Linked DNA regions of Homo sapiens: region 2 is linked to region 1. Evidence: read pairs that join two places in POLR2A ChIA-PET (ENCODE). Cell type or tissue: MCF 10A. All regions are shown on one strand. Links, peaks and the distances in the headings refer to the core of each region. The heading gives the core; the rest is flanking DNA.

Region 1 (4,383 bases), core at 274-4,273:
ATGACAGGATCAGTGCCAGTGCACTGATTTTTAAATTTATTTTATTTATTTTATTGCAACCTGAGGGAAAAGGAAAAATCTGTAATGTCAGTTCTGTCTTTACTTAGGATTTTGATATTTTGTTTATCACGGGTTTTTGGGGGGATTAAATCTGCCACAAGGGCACTGTAGAGCTGAGCCTCCGTGGGAACTGCCATTCCGCTAGGGTAGGATGTGCTTCCACAAAAGGGCTGGGCCCAAGAACGTCCCATCCACTGCAAGCTACAAGGTGCAGGGGTAGAAGCGGCCCAGATGGAATTCCTATGGGGCTGCGGAGGGGAGAAGGCTGACCCTGAGAATGAGGGCCAGAGAGGAGGGTGAGCGCGGCCCCTCTTCCAGGCAGGAAGCCCTGCTGGACGCCCGCGTGGTGGTCCCCGAGACTCGCTCAGGGCCACGTGGGAGGAGAAGCTGCAGCCCACGCGTGAGGAAACTGGGACGTCGCTTTGCGCACGTGGACAGTGGTGGTCTCCAGGCGCTCCGGCTGTGGCCCCTTCAGAAGCACCTGCCAAGACACCTGTGGCTCCGGGCATCTGGAGAACCACGGCCCAGAAGGAGCCTACTGTTGGGGAGGGTGGGCCTGGGGCCACACACCCGTAGCTCCCTCTGGGGGTAGAGACCAGAGCTGTCCTCTCGCACCCGCACCCGCACCCGCACGCTCTCCCTCAGCAGATAAACCCTGCGCGGGCACGTCCTCAGGGCTGAGGCTGGCAGCCAATTCCATCTCTCTCTAGGGTCTCTTCTCCCAGGCCTTTCTCTCTGGAGACCTCTGGGTTAGGGGGGCCAGAGTTCCCAGGACCAAGCAGCTGCTGTGGTTTCCACTGGGTCCTGCTCTCCTTGTACCCCTCCCTCTGCCTCCCACCTCGGCCTGTTCCCTAAGGCTGCTCCCGCGGGACCCTGTTGTCCAGCCCCAGCTCTGTGCTGAAGGGGGCTCAGGCAGCCCCTCTCATGTTTGTGGCCCTACCCAACACTCTGCCCTGGAGGGTCTTCAGAACCCCTTTGTTGGCGCAGAGGAGCCCACGCTTGCCTCCCCTCACCCAGGATCCCCTTGTCCCGGGAGGGCCACCCCACAGACCACTCACTCTTATCCCTCCCTCCAGACCCCCACACATGGAGGCACAGGAGAGTCCCAGGCCAGCCCAGCCATGCCATGGAGCACAGTGCTGCTGTGCCCACTTGGGTGCAGGGGTTTTATTTGGAAGGTGATCCCAAAGGAAGCAGGAGAGAGGAAATGGGGCAGAGGGCAACAGGAAAGGAGGCAAGAACAATATAAGGTAGGAATTTGAGGTCACCACTGTGGGCAATGGGGCCACTTCCAAGGATTGTTCCCTGAAAGGCCAGGCGCCTTCTACCAGGTCCCATCCACCACTGGTTGGGGTGGGCCCCAGGAGGCATCAAAGACTTGGGGAAGGTGCACAGACTCATAGCTGTTCCTGCTCATTCCTTAGGTCTCAGAGCCTCCTCCACCTGGCCGAGACCTGGAGTGCCCACTCTGCACTTGGAGCTTCCTCATGCTGGGTTGTTTCCAAACGTGAGCACCTGTAGATGGGATCACAGGTCTTCCCTCACCTTCCTCTTGTCTCCACCGTAGTTCACGGTCTGGCACACAGATTGGCCCGCATCAGGCCTGCAGTAACTGCTTTTCAGATAAAAGTGTTAACTCACAGAGGACAAACGCTTTTCTTCTCTTTTGCCAACTCTTATTAGTCAGTAGTGGCTACTTGGAGGAATGTGTTAGGTGAGATTCTGAGGCTGGATTCAGGTTTGGCAGAGAAGAGTGTCTGTCATGGAGGGCCATGGTGGTGGCAGCACTCATGTCCCCGCTGACATTTCTCAAAGTTAGACTTTCTGTAAAGGGAGGCAGTTTTTTAGACACTAGAATATCTTAGGACTTGTCTAAGGAATCAGCGCAGTCTAGTGAACATGCTTGGAATGTAGGTTTTTGTGACAAAGGGAAGAAGCCCCTTACAATGGTGATTGCCTATTAGATTCTAGAAACTGTGCTAGGTATTTGATATGTTTTCTCATTTAATCTCCATAGTATCCCCAGAAGTTCATGTTATTTCCGTTTTTCTTGATGACTAAGTTGAGACTCAGAGATGTTGAGTAAATGTTACCCAAGATCACACAGTTATGAAGCCGATGTTCTCATCACATCACATCACTTGCAGGCAAGAGGTTTCCTTGCAGGCAAACCTCTGCAAGCACGAGCATGAGACCAGTCAGCAGTCTGGGGAGTGTACGTGGAGAGTTTACTCTATTGCACACAATGACATAAACAGGGGCAGAGAGACCCAAACACTGCAAGTGCCAAGAGAAAAGATAATTTAGGCTGAGCTGGTGATCAGAGAAAGCTTCCTGGAGGAAGCAGAGCATGAGGAGAGCCTAGAAAGGAGAAAAATGGTTGGCATCTGGGTAGCAAGAGAGTAAGGGATGGACATATTGGGGGGGGCACAGCCCTGGTCAGAGGGAGATAGCCCTGGGAATCAGACAGGCATGTTGGTGACCAGTGTGGATGGCCTGAAGGTTGGTGGAGGAGCTGAGCCTCAAAGCACAGATGGTTGGGGACCTGCAGAACCGGATTTAGTAGCAAGACAGAGCTGGAGCAGACAGAGAGGCAGTGTGGTGGCTGCAGGGTTTAGAGGCATTCATCAGGGAGTACCACCTGCAGATATGGGATGAAAGGACAGGAGCCTCAGCAAGGGCTCTTGTGAAGGGTGTGGTGGGCTGGGATGTGTTTTCACCCACACATACATGCCTACCTCCCTGAGCCCTCCTAGGTAAGGGAGCTGTGACCTTGCACAGGCCAGGTGAACTCCTCTAAAGGCTGATGCTTCCTGAACTGCGAGGGTGGAAGTTACTTTCAGCTCCCTGCATTCATTGTTAACTGAGGAGGATGCTAACCGGGGCTGTTGTTTACATCAGATAATAGTCAATAAACCCCATGAGGGAGCCTGCAGTGTGGCCAGCAGGGGAAGTCACCAGCCTGTGGGGGCTCCACGGTGGGCCCAACCTACCACTTTAATTTCATACTTCTGTAGAGTGATTTCTTGAAGCCTTCTTAAGTGACTGCCTAAAGCCCTAGTCACAGAAGGTGTTTCAGCTGCCAGTGGCCAAAATCCCAACTCGAGCAGCTTTTCAGGAGCAGGGGATTGATTTGCCTGGGTGTTAGGCTCAGTTCCCTAGTTCCCACGTCCATTCTATGTGAGTCTCTTGGCTCTGCTTTCTTCTCCATGCTGGGAGCCACCCTCAGGCTGGCCTTGAACTCCTGACCTCGTGATTCGCCCACCTTGGCCTCCCAAAGTGCTGGGATTACAGGTGTGAGCCACTGTGGTATCACCTTTAACTCAAAACAGTCAATATGCTGTAGCAACGTATTTTGGGGTGGCATGTTCTTTTTTTGGGGGGTGGGAGGGGCTGTTTCTCTGTTGTCCAGGTTGGAGTGCAGTGGTACAACCATGGCTCACTGCAACCTCAACCTCCTGGGCTCAAGCGATCATTCTGCCTCAGCCTCCCAAGTAGCTGAGACCACAGACACACACCACCACGCCTGGCTAATTTGTGATGGCATGTTCTTAACTCCTTCACTCTCTTTGCTTCTCCACCTCTCTGCTGCTGTCTCTGCCACTGTGTTTCTCTGTCTCTTTGTGTCGCTTTGTGTCTCTGTCTCTTAGTCTCTCCCTGTCTCTTTCTCTCTTATCTATCTCTCTCAGTCTCTCTGCCTCTCAGTCTGTCTCTTTCTCTCTCTGTATGCATGCATCTCTCTCAATCTCTCTTTCTCTCTGTATCTGTCTCTCTGTCTCCCAAAAACACACACTCGCTTTCTCTGCTCGTCCACACGTGTGGGCACACATGGCTGCCCAGCCCAGATACGACTCACTTCCTAGGACATGTTTAGCAGAACTAGAATAGAGCACACAAGCTGGGTAGACTAATGTTAGCAGTGAGAAGAACTCGGGAAACATGCTGCTTGGATTTTGACCCCCAGTCTAGCACTTACTAGCTGTACACGTGTTACCTATTAATGACTTCTCTGACCAAGTGGTGAGAACAATAGCACTTATCTCACAGGGGTTTTGTGATGATTAAATTACAACAGTAATTTAAAAGAGAACCCGGCAGTGGTTAAGTACACTGATAATGTTCACAAATCTTATTCTTATTCTTCACCTTCTTGACATTGTTGTTGCCATCTCTGAGTTCCAATGTCAGTTTCTGAGAATCAGAGTCTGAGTGGCTCAGGTTATACTGGACTGTATGTTTGGTATATTTGGTGCAATTGGCTGAACAAAAGCCAGCACTGGAGAGCCACCATGGCCCACCCAAGAGCATGGGGGGGTGGAGTGG
Region 2 (4,383 bases), core at 253-4,252, 560 kb before region 1:
CTATGTGGTTTGTTTATAAATCTATAATGTCTTTAAAGTTTCCCATTCGCTGTCTAAATTTTCAAGCTTGGCTGCTTCTTTTCTTGAGCAAAATAAGCAGAACTTCTCTAGTCTGTGTCTAATAATTCCAACTTTGAAATCTTTGTGGATCGATTTCTACTGTTTATTATTTCTGCCGGTTCTTGTTCATGGTATCTCATTTCCTTGTTCCTATTTCTTCCTGGCTTCATGCTGGATGTTGTGTTTGAAAAACTACTCACAGGAATCATTTGTAATCTAACTTGCTGGTGCTTTTTTCCAGCGAGGACTGTCAATAACTGCCGTTAGGTGCTTGGGGGTGTTCACAGGTCAGGACAACTTAATCCCCAGACCACCCCTTGCTCACAACCTGGTTTGCAAGTTCACACGTGGATTTGTTTACTCTGGCTTACCTGAACCTTAAGGGGGAAGCCCTTTTGGGTCCCAGCTAAAAGTGGGGGATGATTGGCCGGTCTCCACCTGTGGAGAGCCTTAAGCTTTGACATTTTCCCCTTTGCCTCACGAGGCCTCCAAAATCACAGCTGAATTTTTTAGATATATTTTTCCAGGCCTGGGTTGGACCACAGGATCCTTCCTGTGAGAACCCCTAGAGATGCCTTCCTGCTCCTGTCCCCTTCCCTCTCCCTCCCCAAGGGTGCAGTTGGGGCAGAACCGGCATTACCCATGAACCCCACATTCCCCAGGTGGAGAATGGCAGCCAGCAGCTTGATGACGTCCCAGCTCTCGGAGTCGGAGAACTGGAGGATCTTCATGGCCGAGCGGATGTGGGCGTAGTCCTTGGCGTCGTTGAGCCCCTCACAGGAAGTGCAGTTCCCCTGAGGGACAGGGTGCCTCAGTGAATGGGGCCATCCCCTGCCCCACCACCTCCCTCCTGGGACCAGCAAGGCTGAGACACTGCACTTCATAGGCAATGGGTGGACCACGTAGGGTCCACGCTCAAAAACTCTTTTCAGAGGCAGAATCATGACACAGTAGCCACAGCATGATCAGGCCTTGCCACCAGCACCAGCATTTGGCCACTGTGTGACCTTGGCCAAGTCACACTTCTTCTCTGATCCTCTATTTGTCGTTCGTCCCTACTCGAGCTTGCCTTGTCTCTCTGGGGGACACTGTGGGTTTGTTCCTTTAAGAAACACTTTCCATGGCTCGCCATGGGCCAGGCCCTGTGCTGCGCATCCAGGGGGGCAGGCAGGGAGCCAGTGACCGTGCCATGGCCATTTGCCTGTTACAGGTGCCCAGACCACAGGGGCCGGGGCCAGCCCTATCGAGAGGTGGAGAAAGGCTTCTTGGAGGAGGTGCAGAGCTGGCCCCACCGCCTCTGAGGACAGAGGGCAGTTTAGGCAGAGGATGATGGGAGCAAGGCCACGAGGTGGGGAGGCAGGGACAGGGCTGCGGGGAGGCTGGGGTGGGTGTTGAGAAGGGAGAGGTCGGCAGAGGGGCAGATCTTGGAGGGACCTGGAAACCACATGGAGGAGTTTGGACTTCTACCCTACAAGCCGCAGGGGTCACTGCAGCAGTGCCATCCAAAGCATGACACTACAGTGCAAACCTTCCTACAGGAAGAGTGCTTTGGCTGCAGGGTAGATGACAGATTAGAGGTCAAGACTGGCGATGGGGGACCCATGAAGTCTAGGCAGGGGCTGGTGAAGGCCTTGGAGCAGTGGACCCAGGAGAGAGGGTTGCATGGGAGAGATCCCAGAGGCAGAATGCTCTGGGTCCACTCTGTGGTCAATAAACCAGGAGGCGCAGTTCTCCTGAGGGCCAGGGAGCCTCAGCTAATGAGCGATGGCTGTGGTGCCGCCCTGTCCTAGGTGGCGGGTGCAGCTGGGAGCACAGGAAGGGCTTTGCTTTCCTGGGGCCCGGGGCTTACGTTTTAGGGGGCCTGCAAGGACAGACAATTGGAGTGAAATCAGGAGCAGGAGGCATGTGGGCAACTCCCTGTGGCCCACTGGGCACCGGGAGCCTGTCATCCAGTGGGGACCAAAGGAAGATGAGGTCTGCGGGGAGGCCCCGGGTCCAGCCTGGGGCATGGGGTACATGTGACGGGGAAGCGGGAGGCACGCGGGCAAGGTGATTCCCAGCAGAGAGGGGCTGGCGAGGAGAGGCAAAGGGAACCAGCCCCGCCTCAGGGGCCCGGCCAGCGTTGGGCTTCTCTGCAGCTGTCGCGGAGGGTGGAGCGGCACAAGCTCTTTTTCCTCCCTTCCACTGGCTACTGGGAGGCGGCAGGTGGGCAGCTCACCATGGTCAGGTAGTGGTACTCGGAGGGCGTGCCCAGGCTCAGCAGCTGCTTGTCCTCAGCACTCACCCCCATGAGCATGCAGTAGAAGATATGGTAGTTCCGCTCCTCGGGAGCCTGGGAGGGAGGGAGGGCATTCCAGACAGATTCATGAGCCATTCCCCTGAGGCCTCAGGGCCTCAGACTGCCTCTGCCCAGCCCAGCCCTGGCCTCCGCTCCACATCTCTCAGCCAGGAGCAGCTCTGGCACTGACCCAGGGCCAGCCTGGCTTGGTTGCTGTCCCTGTCCCGGGCCTCCGCGGCTGTCTCATCCCTGCCCTGAGAACTCCATTTCCCTGCATCTTGACTGCTCCTCGAAGCCCTGACACTGCTGTGCCCAAAGTCTCCAGGCCAGGAGTGATGGCACAGAGTCGGGGCTCTCTTATAGTCCCACAGTCTTCACAGGCACTTAGTGGCCCACGAGAGATCTGACAGCCACGGGGCTCCCTAGGCCTTCAGTATTTTTTTTTTTTCCGAGAGAAGGTCTTGCTCTGTCACCCAAGCTAGAGTGCAGTGGTGCAATCTCAGCCCACTGTAGCCTCGAAGTCCTGGATTCAAGCCATCCTCCCACCTCAGCCTACCAAGTAGCTAAGATCACAGGCACACACCACCACGTCCGGCTAAGTTTTGTATTTTTTGTAGAGATGGGGTTTTGCCATGTTGCCTAGGGTGCCTTCTGTATTTTTTAAAACACTATTTATAAATGCATTCTCATACAAATCAAACAATCTGAAGCATATGCAGTAGTGTTAAAAGATGGGAGTCTCAGTTGGGCTGTAATCCCAGCAGTTTTGGGAGGCTGAGGCGGGAAGATTACTTGAGCTCAGGAGTTTGAGAGCAGCCTGGGCAATATAGTGAGACCTCACCTCTACAAAAAATAAGAAAATTAGCTGGATGTGGTGGTAAACACCTCTAGTCTCAGCTACTCAAAAGGCTGAGGTGGGAGGATCAAAAACAAAAAAATGAGAGCTCCTTTCCATCCTGCCTTCCCCTTTCTTAAATCCCCTCCTCCCCGCCCCAGAACCTAGACATGTTTTTAAAAAAACATTTACTTATAGTATATCTATAAATAGTTATCTCTTTTCTTTTCTTTGTTTCTTTTTTTTTACACAAAACATATTTGTGGTTCTGCTACTTCCTTTTTTTTCACCTAAACATATCTCTTGGTGATCCTTTACATTGACATGGACAGACCGCCTCCTCTGTAGTATAGATATGCCGTAATTTTAAATTCTTTCTCTTTTCTTGGGCAGGCCTTGTTTCTCACCTGCTTTAGAAATTTCCTGCCCATTTCAGGGTATCATTTTGGGTGACAAGTTCTATGAACTCAGCAACCACTATATCAAGAAATAGGAGCTTCCAGACAGGGCAGAGAGACTCTGCCATCTGCTGGCTCTGTGACCCTGGACAAGGGGCCGAACTTAACTGGACTCAGTTTTCTCATCTGTACAATAGGGATAAAGAGACCTACCTCTCATGGTTGTGAAGGTCAAATGAGATAAAACAGGAAAAGTATAGCACCAGGTCGGAGGGTCACTAAATGTGACCTTCCTTCTCAGCTTGTCACAGTGCGGAGGCATCTGTCCCTCTCACACAGCCACAGCCCCTCTGTTGGTGGCATTCTCCCCTCTGGACCCCTTCTGTGTGTGTGCACTCATTTGCACACATGCATGTGTTAGGTGTTATGCCATCATACGAGAGCACCCCCTTACACTCACACACACACACAGGTGCATTAATTCTGCTGTTGTGGGTGCCATGTGTTGGGATTCCTACCATTTGGGACTGGCTACATGATCGCCCAGTGCAAAAGGAAACCATGGGCCCTCTTGCTAAAAAGCTAGTAAGAATTTCAAGGTGGCAATAGCAGAGCATGAAACCAAGCATGGGGCCCCCTGAGCACAGGGCCTGGTGTGACAACACAGGCCACATGCCACTGTACTTCCTGGCCATGTGGTATTTGGGATACTGTCATCTGTGTCTTTCTGCCATGTCCCCTAACATACCTGAAGATACGGCCCACCCAACTAGCCTAGTCTCAGAATTAATTCTAGTAGGGATGAGGAATGG

What was found. ChIA-PET counts read pairs that join two places held together with the same protein. Peaks named below come from ENCODE experiments on the same cell type or tissue, not always from the same donor. Only the 100,000 strongest peaks of a DNase experiment are listed, where the experiment ranks them.
Region 2: POLR2A ChIA-PET joins it to region 1 with 5 read pairs; 1 of 35 experiments calls an interaction of 5 or more read pairs at or near these places.

The regions. Positions count from the first base shown.
Region 1 is chr2:127,012,659-127,017,041 of GRCh38, reverse strand. No RefSeq gene overlaps it. Among named protein-coding and RNA genes, the nearest start is that of BIN1, 92 kb to the left of the region's middle. In MCF 10A, for the core only: no CTCF peak of the experiment used is centred there; a DNase peak (open chromatin) is centred at 2,201.
Region 2 is chr2:127,574,604-127,578,986 of GRCh38, reverse strand. It overlaps MYO7B (myosin VIIB), which reads right to left. Exons shown (of 48, transcript NM_001393586.1): 8 at 2,279-2,392; 9 at 701-854. Among named protein-coding and RNA genes, the nearest start is that of MYO7B, 41 kb to the right of the region's middle. RefSeq lists enhancers at 732-781, 830-1,383. In MCF 10A, for the core only: no CTCF peak of the experiment used is centred there; a DNase peak (open chromatin) is centred at 2,456.